Regions from separate parts of the Homo sapiens genome. Here region 1 is linked to region 2. The links are chromatin loops, found by intact Hi-C in ENCODE. Cell type or tissue: psoas muscle. All regions are shown on one strand.

Region 1 (5,000 bases), 77 kb after region 2:
CTTGGAACATGCTAATGCCACCATTTTCTGAACACATGCTCTATTAAGAACCACGATGCTTGACTACACATGGCACATCAACAATTACCTCGTGATGTAGTTTGGATGTTTCATGCCCTCCGAATCTCATGCTGAAATGTAATCCTCAATGTTGCAAGTGGGCCTAGTGGGAGATGTTTGGGTCATGAGGCTGGATTCCTTATGAATGGCTTAGTGCCATCCCCTTGGTGAAGAGTGAGTTCTCACTCTATTAGTTCAAGTAAGAGCTGGTTGCTTAAAGAAGACTTATATCTCTCTCACTTCCTCTCTTACCATGTGACATGCCTACTCCCCCTTCAACTTCTACCATTATTGTAAACTCCTGAGGCTTCACGAGAAGCCAAGCAGATGCAACTACCATGCTTGTACTGCCTGCAGAACTGTGAGCCAAATAAACCACTTTTCTTCATAAATTATGCAGTCTCAGGTATTCTTTTATAGCAATGCAAAATAGACCAGTAGAAAATCGTAAGGAAGAGAAAATATATTTACTATTCATTAAGTGGAAGTGGCTCCTTAAAAAGTCTTCATGTTGAGTAGACTGAGGAAGAAGAGGAAGAAGAGAAAGGGTTGGTTCTGCTGGAAAAGCATACCTTGCTTTTCCTTGTCCCCAATCACCTTTCCCCGTGTTTTGGACCACTTTGCACCTTTATCCCAAAAATATCTTTAAAACCCTATCTTTGGGGAAGCAGATATGAGATTTGCTCTCCCTTCTCCTCGCATGGCAGCCTTGTGCATAAAATCTTTTCTTTTTTCCAAAACCTGTCATCTCAATAATTGGCTTGCTGCACACAGGCATCTTGAACCTGGTCACTAACATACTCACCATTTTGGAAGCTCTCTGAAAATTATCCTTGTGGGTTTCTATGGAGGCTTTATTATATAGTCATGATTGATTACATCATTGGCCACTGGTGGTCAACTGAACCTTCAACCTCTCACCTCTATCTGGAGGTCAGAAGATAGGGTTGAAAATTTCAGTCCTCCTTGGTTGGGTGTGGTGGCTCACGCCTGTAATCTCAGCACTTTAAGAGGCCGAGGCGGGTGCATCACCTGAAGTCAGAAGTTCAAGACCAGCCTGGCCAACATGGCAAAACACCATCTCTACTAAAAATACAGAAATTAGCTGGGCGTGGTGGTGCATTCCTGTAATCGCAGCTACTCAGGAGGCTGAGGCAGGAGGATCGCTTAAAGCCAGGAGGCAGAGGTTGAGTGAGCCAGGATCACACCACTGCTCTCCAGCCTGGGCCACAGAGCGAGACTCCGTCTCAAAAGAAAAAAAGAAAAGAAAAGAAAAGAAAAGAAAACCTCAGTCCTCTGATCACAGGCTTGGCCTTCCCTGTAACTAGCCCCCATCCTGAGGCTCCTCAGGAGCCACGAGCCATCAACCATCTCATTAGCATGCAAAAACACACATCAGTTAGGGGATTTTAAGAGTTTTAGGTGCCATATGCCAGAAAATGGGGATGAAGACCAAATATATATTTCTTTTTATAAATCATAATATCACACTAAATAAGGAATAAGAGATAATTTTCCCCTCAAAGAGATAGACCATAACTCCCCATCCCATAAGTGTAAGCTACATATATTGACTTCTTTCCAAACAGTAAAGAAAGGAAAGCTGGCTGTGGTGGGGAGAGAAGGAGAGCATAACTTTATAGTAGAGAAACCTAATAAACCTCATCTCAGCCAAGTGATCAAAGTTAGCAGCAACAGTGATGTCATGTTAATACCATGTACCTTTGATATGATTTAATAAGAATAGCCCTTTACCTCTGTGTTCTTCCTCCTCAAAATCTGTAACACCTGTATAACTGAAAAAACATCATAAAAATTGCATACGGATGCACCCTACAAACTGACTACTACTCCTCAAAACTGTTAAGGCTGGACCGATGTGATGGGTCACACCTGTGATCCCATCATTTTGGGGGGCCAAGGCAAGTGGATCACTTGAGACTAGGAATTCAAGACCAGCCTGGCCAACATGGTGAAACTCTGTCTCTACTAAAAAATACAAAAATTAGCCGGGCATGGTGGTGCACACCTGTAATCCCAGGTACTCGGGAGGCTGAGGCACGAGAATTGCTTGAATCTGGTAGGCAGAGGTTGCAGTGAGCCGAGATCGCACTGCTGCACTACAGCCTGGATGACAGAGCAAGAGCAAGACTCTGACTCAAAAAAAAATAAAAAAATTAAAAATTAAAATAAATAAATAAAAACTGTTAAGGCTATTAAAAAAAATAAGAAAAGTCTGAGAAACTGTCACGGCTAAGAGAGGCACTAGGAGACATGAGTAAGTATAATGTGATATCCTAGATAGAATGCTAAAAGGATCACTAGGTTAAAATGAGGGAAATCTGAATAACATACGGACTTTAGTTAATATATCAACATATTGGTTCATCAGTTATGACAAATGTCCCATGCTAAATGTATGATATTAATCATAGGGGAAACTGAGCACATGACATAGGGGCACCATCTGGACTACTTTCACAATTTTTCTGTAAATTTAAATCTATTCCAAAATTTAAAAGTTTACTTAAAAAATCCATTCTGAGTTATCTTCTCCAACTACCCACTACCAATCTTAAGTAAAGAATGTCTCTACTCATTTTAAATTTGTAAAAAGTAAATTGAAACCAACATTTTCAAAATGCCCCTTTTGATCATCCTCAATATTGGCATGTGGCAAGTTTATTGGCAATGATAAAAGTGTGTGTTTTGTTTATCTGTATTTCTCCCTGCAAGGAAATAGTCAAACTTTCATGCTCTATTGTCTGACAGTGTTCCTGTTGCAAGGCAGAAGTCTGAAGTTGTCTGAAGACAACTTCATTTTTTGGCTTGTGTCTTCAAAACCCTAAATTTTTTTTTAGTAGATCATAGTAAGTGTATTTCATATAGGGTGAAAGAAGTGAGAGAAGTATTAAAGAAAATGAAGTATTAGGAATAGAGAGAAATAGGAAAATGTATAGTTCCCCAAACTCAGGTATGTTACAGAGATCCTTGAGTCCTATGACTAGTAGGGATCCCAAACCTGTTTCCTCTCAGCTTCCTAGAAAATGACCAGGCCTCAGTAGACTGAATGGATCAACCTAGGAAGGCTTCACTCAGAACACTAGCAATCCTGATCTTTCCAAAGATGCCAATGCCCAGACAGAGAAGCAGCAGAGCCCCTCTACAAGGGCCCACACCAGGGTTAGCCCTTGAATGTTTTCTATACTGCCTAAGATGCCGGGAACTTTCCTTCAACTCCCTAGGAACCCCAGTTTTGATTGACAGTCAATTCCCTGCTAAGCCAGCAAGTTAGAAACTGAGAGTCAAATTTAATTAAATTTTTGTAAAAATAATCTAACCTTTCCTCTGAATTTGTACAGTAAGTTTTGCACCTGCTTCAGAAACAAAGTGTAGAGCTATCACTGAAAGAGCATCAAACACTGCACTTTGAGTTGAAGAATAAAATGTTGCATACGAATATCATACCAGATAGAAGGGAGACAAAGGACTCCTGAAAGATGCTCTCAGCAAATATTTTATAATAAATATAATATCATTTACTGAATCCCTAATTGGACACGTCCCTATGTAAGCTAAAAATCATCAAAAAAAAATCATCTACCAAAAAAAAGCCTACAGCTTACATCATACTTAGTCATTAATGGATTATATGATAAAAATATGCTAGGATTGTGCATACATAATTGCAGTTATCCATACTGTATGGAGGGAACCAGACAGAATTAGCCCACTTTGAGATGTGAGAAATGAGTCTCTATGCAGAAAAATAACTCACCCGAGATCGCACTGCCAATAACTGTCATAGCTACAGAGATAGAAGGAAACTCTAAACCTGTCCTCTCTTGAATGCTAAGGTTCACCTCCCTCTTTGGCCTCAGCTAGGTCTGCCATTTTTATCACGGGACTATTTTTATGCAAGATTTGCCAACCTGGGAAAGAGTGGCTTTGTTTTTATAGGTTGTGTCTTCTTCGGGTAAAGAAAGATTTGGGTCAAAAACAGTTCCATTTCATTTTGTAATCAGAAACGTTTCATGGAAAATTAAAATTGCTACACAAGCTATACTGCACACATCATGAAGTGTTCACTCATAAGAGATCATTGAGGCACCCCAGGACACTTTGCCCGTCTTCAGATCACACTCCTTTCATTCGATGTAGAACATTTGGTCTGGGCTTCAGAACCCATGAAAACCGAGCTGATACTTCAAACGGTGGATACTTCGGGTCAGGCAAAATAGCATGGAAACTTGTACATGCCATAAGCACCTCATCTATCCGAGCCAGAGGAAGACATCCACTGAATGTCTGCATTCAGCTCTAATCCAGCCTCCCTAGGACCCACAAAAACACGAGCATGTCCCTCCATTGTAATGCAGACTCTACCAAATAAACAAGCACCTATAGATTTAAAAACTTTTGAGATAATGTATCACATTTTAAATGATAACATAAATAAGCTGCTTCAAGATTAGGACCTTACATAAGTGGTATTAGAGTCACTGCAGCTGTTCAGTGAAAGTGTCTCTTTCTACTTCTTCCTGCTGATTTTTTTTGTCCTTCTCTGCCAAAAAAGCATTTACTACATTTTTTTTCAATATTTTCTCCGTGTCAAGTGGAACTTTTTCATCCAAATTTCACTGCTCAGGTCCATATGTCTCCTTTTTCTTCTTTTTGTATTTTTTTTTAAGATACCACATAACAAAAATGTTTCTCTTATATTAATTTTGTTACTCAGGCAAAGTAAACCATCAGTCCTTGGTATGTCATACAAAAGCCAGAAGAGTAGTGACTCACTCATGCAGAGATTTTATTTAAAACATTTGCTCTGTGGTCAGAGTAGATTAAAGACAGATCAGGTTACCCTCAGAGCAGTGCAGACATAGTGAGAGTGAGAGATGTTGCCACTTGGTAGATAAACCACACACCACTCACATGAC
Region 2 (5,000 bases):
ACTTAACTAAACTAAAGAACTTTTGCACGGCAAATGGAACAGTCAGCAGAGTAAACAGACAACCCACAAAGTGAGAGAAAATCACAATCTATACATCTGACAAAAGACTAATATTGAGAATCTACAATGAACTCAAACAAACTAGTAAGAAAAAAACAAACAATCCCATTGAAAAGTGGGCTAAGAACATGAATAGACAATTCTCAAAAAAGATATACAAATGGCCAACAAACATAAAAAAATGCTCAACATCACTAATAATCAGGGAAATGCAACTCAAAACCACAATGCAATATCACCTTACTCCTGCAAGAATGAGCATAATAAAAAAATCAAAAAACAGTAGATATTGGTGTGGATGCAGTGAACAGGGAACACTTCAACACTGTTGGTGGAAATGTAAACTAGTACTACCCCTATGGAAAACAGTGTGGAGATTCCTTAAAGAATGAAAAGTAGAAAACCATTTGATCTGGCAATCCTACTACTGGGTGCCTACCCAGAAGAAAAGAAGTCATTATACAAAAAGATACTTGCACATGCATGTTTATAGCAGCACAATTCGTAATTACAAAATCATCAGACTAACCCAAATGCCCATCAGTCAACGAGTGGATAAAGAAATTGTGGTATATTTATATGATGGAATACTACTCAGCCATAAAAAGGAATGAATTAATGCCATTCACAGCGACCTGGCTGAGATTGGAGACTATTATTCTAAGTGAAATAACTCAGGAATGGAAAACCAAACATTGTATGTCCTCACTGATATGTGGGAGCTAAGCTATGAGGATGCAAAGGCATAAGAATGATACAATGGACTTTGGGGGAAGAGTGGGATGGGGCGAGGGATAAAAGACTACAAACATAGTGCAGTATATACTGCTTGGGTGATGGATGCACCAAAATCTCACAAATCACCACTAAAGAACTTACTCATGTAACCAAATACCACCTGCACCCCAATAACTTGTAATATATATATATATTTTATATATATTTGTATATATATGTAATATATATGTAATATATAAATTATATATAATATATATCATATAAATATTAAATATATATTATTAAATATATATAATATATTTATATATCTGTTTTATATATATATATAAATAAAAGAAAATGCCCTTTGTTTGGAGATGAGTGATCCTACCTCTCTAATGCTGTCTCTGAACCCGAGTCAATTTTTAACTTCAAAATGAAGTTCAGAGCCTGCTTCACTGGAAATTCACATCTTGTCCATCAGCTCCTTCAAACTAAAATTGATACTGATCTTGACTTGTTTGCTTTAAAGCCCCTTTAGAATTGTTTTCCTCAGTTGCTTTTCATTCTGCTTCTTTTTAACTTTAAATTTGGCACCTCCTTCTTGACTTGATTCATGCTTTCTTTGCATAGAGTTCACCACGGTCTTCCTCCACCAGGGTCATGATAGTGCTGGAAATAGAGTCCTTGTCTTTATTGAGGAGGAAAAGTAGGCATCAGCTAAGTACTCCCTACAAAGTCATCCTACAAAGTCATCTTGTAGGATGACAGATTGTGATCAGAGTTAAGAAGGAGATTTACAGATGCTGTTTGAGGGAGTGACAGGGTAATCTGAGTAAGTCTGGAAATTAGGGAAGAGAGTAAGCATGAGCTGAGATTTGAAGGATAAGAAGCAGTTAACTTTTACAGAGACCAGTGGGAAGAGCATTCCAGGAAGCTGGAATGGAATGTGCAATGGTCTTGTGGCAAGAAGAATCACATGCATTAGACAATCAGAAGAAAAGACCAGCAGAAAAGACTGAATTGTGGAGAATGGGTTTGTGAGTGCCTGAGAGATGATACTGGTGCCAAATCAGGTAGGACCTTTTCGGCCATGCTAAGAAGGCTGACCTCAGGAAGCACGTGTGATCTTTATCCCAAAGATAATAGGATAGTATTAAATTAATTTAAGCTTGTCATGATTAGAATTGCCATGTATATAGAACAGATTGAGGATAGGGGAAAGGGACCCAGGGACGGATGCAGGGAAATCAATTAGGAGGCAAGAGATACAGAAGGCACAGTAACCACTTTTGAGGTTCTCTGAGTTTATATGGGAAAATTATTAGCAATTAATAAAGCAAGACTGCACTTCTCCCACTCACAAGGAAAGATTAAATGATCTGTAGTAATAGAAATCACTATCTCCAACATCAACTACAAAGTTAACTTTTTATGTATTTTCCTAGTAATTTTTCCCTTCTGTATGACAGAAATAACCCCTTCCTTAATGTCCACACCTAAATATTAAAGTATAATTACACAACGATCATAAGAGAAAATGCCATAAAAATATGTGACATTGCTGCTGCCTGTGATGACATTTCAAATTGGAGCCTGCACTGGAGATAGTAACATATTTAGGGAAACTATGTACAAAAGCAAGCTGGAAACTATTGTGTCTGTGTTCTCTTAAATGCAGCAACAACAGTAATAATGGTCTCTATAATGCCACACCTGAAAGAGAAATTTGGGGAAATAGCCAACCTTGGCTAGGAAGCAAATTGTAGAGGGTGGTACAGTCAGTTTGTCCAAGGCTGTGGAAGACTGGCTCCTGGCTGCCCACAATCTCATAGTCACATGTTGCTTCAGGCTTCAACAAGCTTAGTACAGTCATAGGCAGGAAATAGCAAAGTCAAAGGGATTAAGTGACTCTGCTGCCTGCATGTGTGTTGGCCCTATAGCAGACTCAGGAGCTGCCAACTGGCACTCGAGCTGCAGCTTCCATCTTAAAGAGAAGCAAGCTGTCCCCTTACACAAACCCAAATTTCCCGCTTCTGAATTAACCTGTCCTGGAAAGCCATCCTTGGCTTTGCAAACATTGGTAAAAACACAGCCCATCTTTTCTCCTCTCCCCACTGTGCATCTGCAAATCCCTACTGGGCACAAATGCAAAACAGTTGCCAATGTCCTTTTTGGGATTTGTAGGGCAAGCAGCCAACTGGCTGCCTGTAGGTTATTCACACTGCAATAGGGAACAAATTTCTTGCTGCAATTATCCCTAAAGTTCTACTGTTTACCCCAGGAATAAACTAATTGCTGCTGTAAAACACTGTTTCCCACACTGTCCGGCACACATCTGTAAATTCCAAGAGGAATGAGGGTGAGCAGGTTACCAGTTCAACACTTTTGGGAAGGAATGGAGATTGGCCAACTGGAATTCAGCTTATTATTCATGGTGGAATAGAATTTGAGCTTCTTATTGCAAATACTCTTGCATGTTTCAGTGCTTACCTGTGTACTTAACCCAACTTGGATCTCAATTTGTAATATGCCCTTGTTTACTACTGGCTGTGAACTGGAGGAAATGAAAAATAAAGACAATATGCACACCTCGAATATTTACTGAATACCTGCTAAATGCCAAGTAGTGTGTTTGGTGCTGAAAATTGTCCACGGGAATTTTATATTACTTAAAGAATTCAGTAAGGTATACTTTTTCCATCACCATCAACTATTTGACTTGTAAGTGGAGATTTCATTCCAAATAGCTTTTCAACTTCCCTTCACTAAGCTTCAGTCATCAAGCTTGGTGGTCTTCTTATTCCCAGCCAACATTTCATACAGTGTTTACTGAAACCACCTTCTGAAGTAGCTCGCCTTTAGAATGCTTATGCTTCTGTCCCTTTAAATAGACTATTGTTTTTGCCTGGAATACCCTTCTCCTGCCTCTCTGACCATGAAAAGCCTACAAATCTTTGTAGACCCATCTCAAGTATGAGGAGGCAGGGAGAGACACTGATATCCCTTAAGGGTGTGGTAAGAAATTTCACAGGCAAAGACTAAAATGAATACAGAGTTGCAAAGATTGGAACTGGGAAGCCCCTTAGGAATCTATATTTTTAAATATGCCTTTCAAATATTGTGATCTGTTTCTCATCTGCTTTCTGTCTGCCTCTCTTCTGATTCTTCTTTTAGCTGACCAACCACCTCTGATTGCACAGTGTCCAACATAAACAATAGCCTCATGGCTTTATCATCTTCAAGGCTCAGTGATCACCATTAATGATTACATTCTCTGTGTTGTTTAACTAATGTTTAAGGGAGATTCTAATGTGTTCCTGGTCTATAATGGCTCCAGCCTGGACCAGTGTCTCACCCTGGATGAATTGCCTATGTCTGGGAAACTGGGTTCCATGGTACTAGCCAGCTAAAGCTGTCATTTCAGTGAGACCACAGACAGGTTCACGGAGGAAGATTTTGTGAGCAACGCAGAAAACAGTCTGTTGTGTAACTTACCACACTTATGTTGTCACTAATGGATGTGTCTTTCTTCCCCCCACACACACTCCAATCTATTATGCTATAGATGCCTCTCCAGAGCCATATGTTATTTTTCTGCTACAATATCACTTGGCAGAGTCCTTGGCAAATAAATAGATTTTCAATCAACATGTGTTGAGTAAGCCTTTTAAAAATATAAATTGGATTAAGTTGCTCTTTTTCTTAAAAACTTCAGCGACTTCCTACTGTATCTAAAATAAAATTCAAATTTCTTTCCATGACCCCAAAGGCCCTGCAGGTTCTGATCCCTCCTACCTCTCCAAGTTAGTCAGGTGCATCTCCCCTACCTCTCCAAGTTAGTCAGGTGCATCTCACCTCTTCATTCTCAGTGGTCCCACTAACGGAATTTTTTTCCTTTTATTTCCTCTAACACATAAAAATTGTTCCAGGCTCAGCACCTTGACAAATATTGCTCCCTCTGTCTGGGATGTGGTTCTGATCTTCTCAGGGCTGGCGCCCTCTCAGTTCCCCTTTGGGATGCAGCTTAAATTTTATATCACCAGAAAACCCTTTCCTGACTCTCCATGTTTCCAACACCATTCTCTATCATTCTGCTCTGTTGGGTTTGTTCAAAGTGTCTATCACAATTTTGGATGGTTAGTTCACTTATTTACTATCTTTACCCTAGGTTAGACCATAAAGGCCACAAAGTTGAGGGCATATCCCTTTTGTTTTCTTCC

The links. A loop is a pair of places that touch in the nucleus more often than their neighbours do. Peaks named below come from ENCODE experiments on the same cell type or tissue, not always from the same donor. Only the 100,000 strongest peaks of a DNase experiment are listed, where the experiment ranks them.
Region 1: a loop joins it to region 2, with 2.2 times the contacts of the local background. A loop is called at or near these places in 2 of 110 quality-filtered maps.

What each region holds. Positions count from the first base shown.
Region 1 is chr17:69,655,015-69,660,014 of GRCh38, reverse strand. The region is part of intron 3 of LINC01483 (long intergenic non-protein coding RNA 1483); the gene reads right to left. Among named protein-coding and RNA genes, the nearest start is that of LINC01483, 64 kb to the right of the region's middle. In psoas muscle, no CTCF peak of the experiment used is centred here; no DNase peak of the experiment used is centred here; H3K27ac peaks cover 618 bases.
Region 2 is chr17:69,731,529-69,736,528 of GRCh38, reverse strand. The region is part of intron 3 of LINC01483 (long intergenic non-protein coding RNA 1483); the gene reads right to left. Among named protein-coding and RNA genes, the nearest start is that of LINC01483, 140 kb to the right of the region's middle. In psoas muscle, no CTCF peak of the experiment used is centred here; a DNase peak (open chromatin) is centred at 2,728; H3K27ac peaks cover 2,723 bases.